Linked DNA regions of Homo sapiens: all the other regions are linked to region 1. Evidence: chromatin contacts called from ENCODE Hi-C or POLR2A ChIA-PET data. All regions are on one chromosome and are shown on one strand. The core of a region is the stretch at or near the end of the contact, and the rest is flanking DNA. Distances in the headings are between cores, read along the strand shown.

Region 1 (3,827 bases), core at 568-3,067:
TATTTTAAAATTAATGATGTGGCAGTGGAGAAAAACACACAGCTAAGCAAACCGACTGACCAAACAAGCTCTAATCTAAGCTCTAGGTTAACACCAGTTGAAATATCCAACCACAGACAGTAAAAAATAAACATGAAACTTGATGTATTATTTAAAGTACATTAATTTTTCAGCCTCCCAGGTTTTCACAATACATTATTTTTCTTAAACCAGGTCTTCACAAGAGACACCACCCTTAAGTGACACAAAAGAGTTTTTTAATCCCAATTAGTTTGGTGTCCTTTGTTGATATTATTGTTTTTTTTCTTCCAGTTCCTCTACCTTTCTTTGTGTTTCATTAAAAAAAACGCTGATATATATATAATATAAAATATATATAATATGTATTATGTGTGTGTGTGTGTGTGTGTGTGTGTGTGTGTGTGTGTATATATATATTTTTTTTTTTTTTTTTTGAGATGGAGTCTTGCTCTGTTGCCCAGGCTGGAGTGCAGTGGCGCGATCTCGGCTCACTGCAACCTCTGCCTCCTGGGTTCAAGCAGTTCTCTGCGTCAGCCTCATGAGTAGCTGGGATTACAGGTGCCTGCCACCACGCCCGGAAACTTTTGTATTTTTATTAGAGATGGGGTTTCACCATCTTGGCCAGGCTGGTCTTGAACTCCTGACCTCATGATCCACCTGCCTCAGCCTCCCAAAGTGCTGGGATTACAGGCATGAGCCACCGTGCCCAGCCACGCTGATATTTTTAAAGAGTTTAGGTGAGTTGTCTTGTTCCACACTCTGGTTTGTCTGATAATTTCTTCATGATTGGATTCAGGTTAAATATTTTTGACAAGAACACTATGAAGGTGATTTGTGTACCACACATTGCATTATACCCAGAAGCACTGAATGCTGCTTCATCCTAGTATTTGTGATGCTATATTTGATCACCTGGCTAAGGTGGTGTTACCAGATCTCTGCATTGTGAAGGACACTTTCTCTTTCAAAATGTATAAGTAACCTTGTGCGAATATCTTGTCCTCCAACAATCTTTCATAGCATCCATTGATGATACTTGTCAGAATCAGTTTTTACATGGTTGGTTGCATAGTGGTGATTTTCTGATTCTTTTATTCCTGCTATGTTTATTAGCTGGTATTCTTCTAGAGAGAGGAGTTTCTCTCCCTTCTCTTTTTGTGAATCACTACAGAATCACTCATGGATTTTTTTTAAATTATTCTGTTAGAATTCATTACCATCATTATTCTTTGTGATGCTCAAACTGTCCCAAATTTGACCAGTGGGAGCCCCTTGAAGTCAATTCTTGTGTCTTTATGACATGTTCCCATTAAGTACTTCCTTGCTTACAGGCATAACAAGATGTTCTAGGCTCACTTTTATTTGCGTGCCCCATACCTGGAATCATGCATTTTCCCAAGAAGCTCAAGTCCCTCTTAGTGGGGAATATCTGGAAAACTGGCTGAAAGGGTGTTCTTGTTGACTGTGGGATGTCATTGCTTGTAAGCCTTTTCTACGGACAGAGTTAGGAAATATATTAGAGAAAGATAGTGAGTTCCAATTAAAATACAACATTACTGAGTTCTTCGTCACACTATCTTGTTGCACACTTGTCAGTGTTTTCAGCAACATCAGTGTATTTTTTTTGCTCTGTCTACGACAAGGAAGAGTTACTTTTAGTTTTATGTTTCTAAGATAATAGAAATTAGTTTAAAAATTGATCACTTACTACATGTAAATTTTTAATGAGCGGAGGTGAATGTGTTCCTATGTATCTGAGCCACTGAGTAAGCAGGCAGGACAGGGTGCAGTTGGCAACTTATTAGTCTCGCTAGGATTTGTGTTTGAAGGATCCCGGTTATATTGTATTTCCCCTACTTCCTGCTCCAACAGTTACTCATTGTAATTTGACTCGTAGAAATGCATTTTTCACAGCGTCTGGGAAATCAGCTTTATGATCCCCACTTTAAGTACATTTGACACAACTATTTAAATATTTAAGACAATTTTACATTTGTAGTACCCGGAGGAATATATAATTGGGAAGATTTTCATTATAAGAGTTTTTATTTTACTTCAGGGCTTCTGACATTTCTTGCTGGGCTCTGCTGTCCTTGGAGACAAAGGGAGTTAGTTATTCATTAGCGTTTGTGGGTTATTCATTATTGTTGGTCAGACAAAAAAGACAGAATAATATCAACAAAGGACACCAAACTAATTGGGATTAAAAAACTCTTTTGTGTCACTTAAGGTTGGTGTCTCTTGTAAAGACCTGGTTTAAGAAAGATAATGTATTGTGAGAACCTGGGAAGTCAAAAACTTAATGTACTTTAAATAATACATCAAGTTTCATGTTTATTTTTTACTGTTTGTGTTTGGCTATTTCAATTGGTTTTAATCTAGAGCTTAGGTTAGAGCTTGCTTGGTCAGTTGGTTAGCTAGCTGTGTGTTTTTCTCCACTGCCACATCATAGATTTTAAAATACACTGATTTAAAATGTTACTTTCCTATACTTAGGAAAAGTATTTCCTTTACTTAGGTTTATCTCTGGGAAAACAACAGACAATGAAAAAAGTCTGCTAACACCAGTGTGTGTACCGTGTTGAATGCAGCCATGTTAGAACTGGGATAATAGTGGAGATTGGGGTCCCGCAATTTTGAAGAGATGCAGTTAATATATTACCTAAAGAAGGTTGGGGCAAAATCCGTGGTTATTTTTTTTTCACTTCTGCTTTTTAATCATTTATATTTTCTTGCACTTCCAATGTGGCTTCCTGCAGAATTAGAGCAAATGAAGTTAATATTCCATAAAAGTTTCCAAAAATAACCAAACAGCCAGAGACCAAAGACATTATTCCAGTTGAGGTAGCCAGAGTTTTCATTTTGTCTTGCCAACAAGTCAGGTGAAACACAATGTTTACTTTTGTTTACTCTCTGAGCTACACAGGGTCCAGTTTGTATGATTTATTGATGCTTTGTATAAATCAAATTGATGATGCATTTCCAAGTATTACTCAATCGGAGGCGTGATTTGTTCCAATTATAAAAGGGGGTTTCAGTCTTATAACATTACATCTTTAAAAGAATCTATTCCATTAGTACCCTTCCCCACTTCAAATGCTACAGGACATGAAGCAGAAATGGAACTTTCATTAGTCACCTATAGCATTTTCTTTCTTCTCTTCCCTCCCCTCCCCTCCCCTCCCCTTCCGTCCCCTTCTCTTCCCTTCCCTTCCCTTCCCTCCCCTCCCCTTCCCTCCCGTCCCCTTCCCTCCCCTCCCGTCCCCTTCCCTCCCCTCCCCTTCCCTCCCCTCCCGTCCCCTTCCCTCCCCTCCCCTTCCCTCCCCTCCCCTTCCCTTCCCTCCCCTCACCTCCCCTCCCGTGCCCTCTCCTTCCCTCCCGTGCCCTCTCCTTCCCTCTCCTCCCCTCCCCTCCCCTCCATTTTCTTCTCTTCTCCTCTATTCTCATTTTTTTCTTTTCTTTCAGTCTTACTCTGTTGCCCAGTGCACTGGCACTATCTGGGCTCACTGCAACCTCCACCTCCTAGGTTCAGGTGATTTTCCAGCCTCAGCCTCCCAAGTAGCTGGGACCACAGGCATGTGTCACCACCGGCTAATTTCTGTATTTCTTTTGTAGATATGGGGTTTTTCTATGTTGCTCAGGCTGAGCTTGAACTCCTGAGCTCAAAGTGATCCATCTGCCTCGGCCTTCCAAAGTGCTAGGATTACAGGCATGAACCACTGCTCCTGGCTAACCTGTAGCATTTTCTAAGGTGGTTAAAGGGGAACAGCCTTGGACTTGTACAGTACTTTGTAGTTCACAAACTT
Region 2 (3,827 bases), core at 509-3,008, 62 kb before region 1:
TGAGTGCAAGCCAGGAGAGCTTTAAGCTCCAGTGATGCCAGATAGGTTGGAAATGGCTGAAGAAGAAGTGGAAGTAGATGGATAGAGAGCAGTCTTGTTTTGTCCTAGAGAGTATTGCACAAGCCTGTGGATCAGATAATGCAACTAGGAAAGTCTGTCCCCAAAAAGGAAACACATAAGTTCTAAGCATACCATTGGACCAGAAGAGATAACAGATCATTTGGATTAGAGGGAAGAAAGACTTGCAGTCCAGAGGCTATTCAAGGATGTCAGATGCCAGTTGTGGGTGTTTGCAGAGTTGCTAAAATATCAGGTGAGGCCAGGCACGGTGGCTCACACCTATAATCCCAGCACTTTGGGAGGCCGAGGCAGGTGTTTGAGACCAGCCTGGCCAACATGGCGAAACCCCATCTATACTAATAATACAAAAATTAGCCAGGAGGGGTCACCCACACCTATAATCCTAGCTACTTGGGTGGCTGAGGCAGGGACAATTGCTTGAACCCAGGAGGCGGAGGTTCAGTGAGTTGAGATAGTGCCACTGAACTCCAGCCTGGGTGATGGGTGACAGAGCGAGACTCTGTCTCCAAAAAAATTAAACAAAAACAAGAATCAGGTGGGATCTGGTTCCGACAACGGTCTCCAGGTTCAAGTGTCCATGGTGGTTAATAGCGTGGATGTGGAGATGAGCACATGGACCATCACCCTCACTCCCTCATTCCTGCTGTCCTGCCACCACAAATACACAGAAGCTTAACCCTAGACCCAGGAACCATCCGGGCAAGGAGAACAGGGATGGAGGATGCATCCTGAAAGATGAGGAATTTGCCCCAAAGACACTGGGTAAGACAAAATAAAAGAATGTTTCATCCTGGAATTGAGTTGCCTTTTAATTGGGAAGTTGAAGTTTTCCCCCACCCCCTCACTTCTATTCAGCTCAAAAGTCAGATGACATCAGTCATGGCAAATAAAGGAAAATGACATACTTTTTTTTTTTTTTCTCATTTGATTTGTAATTCCTAAACTTCTATCTGGGTACAGACGTTTTGGATTATTCAGAGATTTAAAAAATACATACTAACTCTGTTCCCCTGTGGTAATTAAAAGTTGGCCATGTAAGAAAGAAAATATTAAAAGTATGGAGAAGGCTGTAGAAAAAGGGAATAGATCCAGAGATTCTAGGGGAATATCAACCTCATGCTAAGCCAAGCCGTGAGGACATGGTGAATTCACTGATGAGCAAGAAGCAAAGCCGCTTGTCAGCTGGTATTAAATGTTGACTTCTCCCTAGTCTTTGTGTCTTGGTCAATACCAAATGAGAGAATGTTTGCTCTTAAGTTCACTCTAGGAAACTACCCACCAAAAACTTGCTTTACCTTTCTGTCTCTTTTCTTTTCCTTTCCTTTCCTTTCCCTCCCCCTCCCCTCCCCCACCCCTCCCCTACCCCCTCCCCTCCCCTCCCCCTCCCCCCTCCCCCTCCCCTCCCCTCCCCCTTCCCTCCCCCTACAGTTTCTGGTTCTCTGGGCACGTTTTGATCCCAGTGAGAAGCTTCTTTTGTACCAAACTTCCCAAATCCCATCATTGCATTGTTATCTGGCTTTGAAATGTCACTGTGGCATCTCCACCCTTGCTTGGGAAACTTTGCTCAATGAAAAGTCTGATTAGCTTTACCTGACCCTAAATACACACAACAGAGACGGATCACAGAAGGACCAGAAGCAACAGGTTGGAGAGGTTCTTTCCGGTTAGCAATCCAAACCTCTGCACCTATTTGGCCTCTAGGCGGCGCCAGCCCTTCAAAAAACAAGGCTGTTTATGTAACAGATTGGCAGTTTGAACGTCTATATAAATGTCATTCTTTAAAAATAAAGACGAAACTCTCAGTTAACTTAAACAGGAGCAAATTAAAAAGTAGAGTGAAGCATGTATTTCATGAACACAATTCATCGGCTGTCTTTGGTACTTCAAAATGAAACATTTTCTCCAAATAACTGGCACCCTCCCACTGGCTTTAGCTACATAGTGACAAAACAACAGATCAATTCACTTCAGTGAAGAAGACAAATCCAGTCATTGAGGACTGGCTTCATGTGACTTACACACCTGGGGACAGAATTCTATCTATGCCACCAAATATATAAGCCAAGCCACTAAATCATGACTGAGGTGTTGAGTTTATCCTCCCAAACATATCGAGGTAGTGTTGTATGGACAGTCTCAATTGTTTTGAACATGATTATTTTGCTTCATGAACTCACCAGGAGGGTCCTTGAAATGCCGCTTTTCAACATAGTTTTAAGGGTAAGCCTGTAACACATAAAGCCGTCTCATTTTGAAGGCTTTGTGTCCTTGTGTGTTAATGCAGAATCTCAATCTTAGCTTCAAAATGGAATCACTTGGGGAGCTTTAAAAAAAATCCCAAGACTCAGGCACATACCCCAAACCAATTAAATAAGGATCTCTGGAGCTGGGACCCAAGCAACAGTGCTTTTTCCAGGCTCCTTAGGTGATACAATATGAGGCTATATTTTTGGTTCCTCTACTTTCTACTTGCAGCTCCTTCTCCCATGGGGCTGGCTACAGGAACCAATCTCCAGTACTTACACTATTTTCCCCCAGTTCCTTTTTCTCCCTGGGTCTGTCCCCAAACTTCATGCAGAACAATGCCTGTGAACAAGTCACATGCCCTTTAGATTCTTCCAGACCTATTTGAAATTCAGTGGTAGCCACATCTTGACTTCAAGTTTGGGGCCCTATACAGTCATTGACTAGTAGATATGAACAGTACCTCATAGGTTGTCTAGTATGGTGACTCCCAAATACCAGTCCTGAGCTGAATTCTCATCCTGAATAAGAATAATCCAGGGAGCTTGTTTAAAAAATTGTGTGTGTGTGTGTGTGTGTATGTGTGTGTGTGTGTGTGTGTACACACATATATAATAGAAATCCATCTATCTCTCTATATATACGTATAATTTTGTTACCAGAAAGTCTCATTCAGTAGGTCTACAGAAAGACCTGAAAGCTGTGTTTTAACAAGCTAAGCTTAAAGGAAACTCATCTAGTCCAACACTGCCAACACATAGCAGCAGCAAAATCTCAATGGGATATGCCTTGTTCAAGGAAACTTGTCTAGTCAGGAGAAGCGATAGGATTAGAATCAGGTGTCCTGACTCCTGTGAAAAGAAGTCATGCTATGGACAAATACAGTTTTTGCATTTCAAAACTAAACACACACACACACACACACACACACACACACACACACAGCCTTGCCAATCTTACCAGTTAGACATTAGAGAAAGAGCAAACCATCCTGGGAAATCAGATCTGGGTCCTAGCTCCTGCTTGGTCACATAAGCTGTGTGGTTTGGGGCAAATATTTTCATCTCTTTGAACCCCAGTTTCTTCATCTTTCAAATGGGGGTAATAGTTGCCTCATAGAGTTTTGTGAGGATTAAATGATACAACATATCTGAAAGATGGATAGTGGAGCCTGGTACTGAGTAAACAAAACTGGTTGCTACCACCTCTACTATTATGCTACTATTGTGATCATTATTATGAACATTAATCAGCTTTTGTCTGGCCTTGTGATATGGTAGAATGAGTCAGATATTGGCCCAAAGGGATCCTCCATGTTCTTTTACTTCAGTGATGCTTGAGGCCCTTGTCCAACTCAGCATGTCAGAAAAAATGACCGGAAGGAGCCTGAAGCTTTTTGTTTGTTAGATATATTTTTTTGATTATAAAGGAAATATACATCATTGTAGAGTACATAGAAATGTTCAGAATCATTGCAAAATATTGCCTTCATTCGTTTAAAT
Region 3 (3,827 bases), core at 965-3,464, 39 kb after region 1:
TTATATGGAGTTTTATTTCACTTTTTAACTTTTATTTTAATTTCAGGGGTACATGTGCAGGTTTGTTACACAGGTAAACTTATATCATGAGGGTTTGTTGTACAGATTATTTCATCACCCAGCTATTAAGCCTAGTATCCATTTTTGTTTGAATATTGGTTTTACTGTGATTTGATGAACAGGACTATGTTACATAGTTGTCTCATTCCTTTTAGGATTCCAACTTGTATTTGAATTTCTTCTAACTTTTTTACTTTTCTGTGATTTTAAGGCTAATTTATATTGATTATGTGAAGAAGATAAAGTGTAATATTAGTACCCCCTTGTAATCTTCCCTTGTAATCTTGTTTATAATTTTTACTAGTTTTTTTTTGGAGAGAAAATCTCAGGAATGGACCGTTGAAGTTATGCTTTAGATCAGGGGTTCCCAATCCCCAGACCGCGAACTGCTGCTGGTCCGTAGCCTGTTAGGAACTGGGTCCCACAGCAGGAGGTGAGTGGTGGGTGAGTGAACATGACTGCCTGAGCTGTGCCTCCTGTCAGATCAGCACTGGTGTTAGATTCTCATAAGAGCGCAAACCCTATTGTGAACTGCCCATGTGAGGATCTAGGTTGTGCGTTCCTTATGATAATCTAACTAATGTCTGATGATCTGAGGTGGAACAGTTTCATCCCGAAACCATCCCCCCCCCCCACCTCCCCCACATCTGTGGAAAAATTGTCTTCCATGAAACTGGTCCCTGATGCCACAAAGGTTGGAGACCGCTGCTTTAGATGGTGAATTAATTGTAAGAAGGATAAAATATGTGTCCACTACTTACATACTATAATTTTATCTATCTTCAGTTGGAACTGAAAAAAAAATCAAGTTAAATGGTTGCAGAAATAATTCAACGTAAAAAAAGTGAAGTTAGAAAAAAGTAACTTAATAATGACTAAAATAAGGCAGATGAGTTTGAGATGGGGCTGTTATCCTTTATTCCTGTAAAGGTCTAATGATACAGAGTTAGGAAATACAAAGTGCCATTTGCAAACACTCCTGAAATCTAATGACCGTGGTAGATGATACAAATCAACCACAGTTCTTTTATCTACTGCATTTAGACATAGCTTCAAAATACTTTGTAATCAGCTGTTGGTCTTTTTAAATGAAAACCTATTTAGTGTCCTAGATGCAATCTAATAAGGGAGGGAAGTAGGTAATGGAAAAGTCAGAAACAATCTTTAGATCACTTATTCAGATCCAGTATAGCCTCCAAAGCGTAGACCTTCTGTTACATTGAATTTATAGAAAGCTAGAGCACATCAGTATGGTGGTTCTCAACCTTGATACCAAGATCTCAATGACTGATGTGTTGGGATGGTTGTCACAAATGTTTTCTCATTAATGATGAAGTAGAGTTTGCTCTAGGTCTCTAGGAATAGCCCCAACCCTGCAGCCTGTAATCTAGGTTCGTTCATTGGAATACGAATACAGTAGTCTAACAACTTCATCTTCCTCATCGCAGAGAAAAAAAAAAAGTCGTGAACGTCTATGGGTTAAGAGAACATTTTTTTTGGTTTTTTTTTTAATTATACTTTTAAGTTTTAGGGTACATGTGCACAACGTGCAGGTTTGTTACATATGTATACATGTGCCATGTTGGTGTGCTGCACCCATTAACTCGTCATTTAGCATTAGGTATATCTCCTAATGCTATCCCTCCCCCCTCCCCCCACCCCACAACAGTGCATGCACATGTATGTTTATTGCGGCACTATTCACAATAGCAAAGACTTGGAACCAACCCAAATGTCCAACAATGATAGACTGGATTAAGAAAGTGTGGCACATATACACCATGGAATACTATGCAGCCATAAAAAATGATGAGTTCATGTCCTTTGTAGGGACATGGATGAAGCTGGAAACCATCATTCTCAGCAAACTACTGCAGGGACAAAAAACAACGTTTGTTTTGAATTGGCTGCCTCGTGGTGAAAAAGTCACTGCAGTAGCTGCTGTGGCTATAGTAGTCTTAGTAGTTAGAGTCCATCTCTCTGCTGGTCATTTCAAAAGTCTTAACCCCAGGGAAAGCTTGACTCACGGAATGCTTTGGGACATTAGTGCTGAAGGATTTAATTAAAGCCAACTCTGGAAGAAAGATGTCAAGTGGGCACACAGTATAGTGGATAAGAAGGTGTCTGACTCATGAGGAATGACACACAGACAGAACATGTGCTCAGTAAATTTTGTTTTGTTTTGTTTTTGGTTATGAAGAACTGAGAGAACACTGGCAAAACTTATTCTACTTCCCAGAAAGGGTTAAGCTTTCTTTGGTTGCTTCACACGGGCCTTCTGAGTTCAGGTAGCCACGGTGGTTTTAGCACTGTAAGTTGGGGGCATATTTGGCACTTTTTAAAAATTATTGTAAACTGCTAGGTCTAGGTGTATTTCAGGAAGGAAGTTAGAATGTTGGGGGATGATTTACATCTTCTCTCATGTGGGTAGACTCTCTCATTCTCAAATAGAATGGAGTATATTCACGGTCATATTCTTCCTCTCCACCAAAACAACAATTCCCTCTCCTTCTGTGTCATCTATTCTGGGCAGAGCTTAGGGGTGGGGGAGGATTAAATACTGAGTTCTATTAAGAGATCACCTCCCTCCTTTTGGCCTTCCTTTTAGCCACATTGTTTCGGTCTCTCAGGAAGCTCTTTGCGCAGCGGGAGGGGGCAGGGAATAAACTTTATGTAAAGTAGGAACGAGAAGTCCCAGTTGCTTTTTTACGGAGTGGTCCTAAAGGCTTACTCCTGACTTTGTGCTCACTGGTATAGAAGCAGGACAGGGTGGCAACAGGAAATTCCTGAGGAAAATTTCTGGTCTAGAACATTCCTAGGTAGAAATTCTGAGGAAGTTCTGGACAGTCCCTGCTCAAAGGGAGAATAAGGGGAACATGGAAAGGATTCATCTTGTCCCTTGCAGCTGCTGGGCTAGTGAATTAACTAGGGAAGGGAAAGTTGTTTAAAGCCACATCAAACTGATAAAATGCTGAAGCTGGAGAGAACTGGGAAAGACAAAATGTGCTTACAGTGTGTCCCAAAACAGGAAGAGAGAAAAGAACCTGTCAGTAGTTATTTTCTCAATTTAAAGTTAATCTCAAATGAAACAGTGGGGAAAATACTGCAAAACAAAAGGCATGCCTGATTAATGAGAGGGTGAATCAAGTGGTGAGAATCAACAGTTTGACAAACTGTACTTCTAAATGTACATTTATGGAATTGGGGTAAAAATGGTAACAGAATTTGGTAATGAAAGTGCTACACTGAAACAGCTGGTTTAAAAAAGTACTATCATTTTGAATGATAATGATGCCATTTGTAGATTTTCAGCCATGCCCTAGGGCTCAGTAGACTGAGCCTGAAGTAGCGATTTCATCTATCTTTCATGTAAAACTACTACTTTTTTATTTTTTGCATATTTATGTTAAAATACCTGTAGTTATATTATAGACTTAATTCTACATTCTGATTTTTTTCCAGTTAATGTAAAGTTGCCATGAGTGGTTATTCATTCTTCATGTTGTGTCATCATTTTTGTGGCTGTGTAATATTCCGTCTAGAGACTGTACTGTACTTAACCGGCTATGCCTTTAATATTTAAATTATTTCAAAGGCGTTTTAGGTTATTTTGAAGGATATTTTCTGTATTCTAAATAACCTGCTATAATACATAATACAGTTTTCCCTTGTTTTGGATTATTTCCTTAGGATTATTTTTGAAATAAATCAGTGAAGGAAGTGAACATGTTGGTGATTCTTTATACTTATTGCTAAATTGCTTTCTA

The links. A loop is a pair of places that touch in the nucleus more often than their neighbours do. ChIA-PET counts read pairs that join two places held with the same protein, here RNA polymerase II (POLR2A). Pooled maps may share reads with other maps.
Region 2: a map of IMR-90 shows a loop between it and region 1 (2.3-fold over the local background). The contact joins two enhancer-like sites. A Hi-C loop is called at or near these places in 2 of 168 maps with a recorded cell type or tissue (IMR-90 and endothelial cell of hepatic sinusoid) and 2 of 50 pooled maps. POLR2A ChIA-PET finds 5 or more read pairs at or near these places in 1 of 52 experiments (AG04450).
Region 3: a map of lower lobe of right lung shows a loop between it and region 1 (3-fold over the local background). The contact joins two enhancer-like sites. A Hi-C loop is called at or near these places in 4 of 168 maps with a recorded cell type or tissue (Calu3, heart right ventricle, lower lobe of right lung and 1 more), 9 of 37 single-sample maps with no recorded cell type and 3 of 50 pooled maps. POLR2A ChIA-PET finds 5 or more read pairs at or near these places in 3 of 52 experiments (BJ, common myeloid progenitor, CD34-positive and naive thymus-derived CD8-positive, alpha-beta T cell).

Annotation. Positions count from the first base shown.
Region 1 is chr9:4,275,926-4,279,752 of GRCh38, reverse strand. All of the region lies in intron 2 of GLIS3 (GLIS family zinc finger 3), which reads left to right. Among named protein-coding and RNA genes, the nearest start is that of GLIS3-AS2, 21 kb to the left of the region's middle. Within about 2 kb of position 1,817, at least 2 of the 41 ENCODE cell types and tissues checked have a DNase peak (open chromatin) inside an H3K27ac peak, as active enhancers do.
Region 2 is chr9:4,337,467-4,341,293 of GRCh38, reverse strand. It overlaps a transcript of GLIS3 not described here. Among named protein-coding and RNA genes, the nearest start is that of GLIS3, 39 kb to the right of the region's middle. RefSeq lists an enhancer at 1,611-1,905. Within about 2 kb of position 1,758, at least 4 of the 41 ENCODE cell types and tissues checked have a DNase peak (open chromatin) inside an H3K27ac peak, as active enhancers do.
Region 3 is chr9:4,237,063-4,240,889 of GRCh38, reverse strand. All of the region lies in intron 2 of GLIS3 (GLIS family zinc finger 3), which reads left to right. Among named protein-coding and RNA genes, the nearest start is that of GLIS3-AS2, 60 kb to the left of the region's middle. RefSeq lists an enhancer at 2,411-2,930. Within about 2 kb of position 2,214, at least 4 of the 41 ENCODE cell types and tissues checked have a DNase peak (open chromatin) inside an H3K27ac peak, as active enhancers do.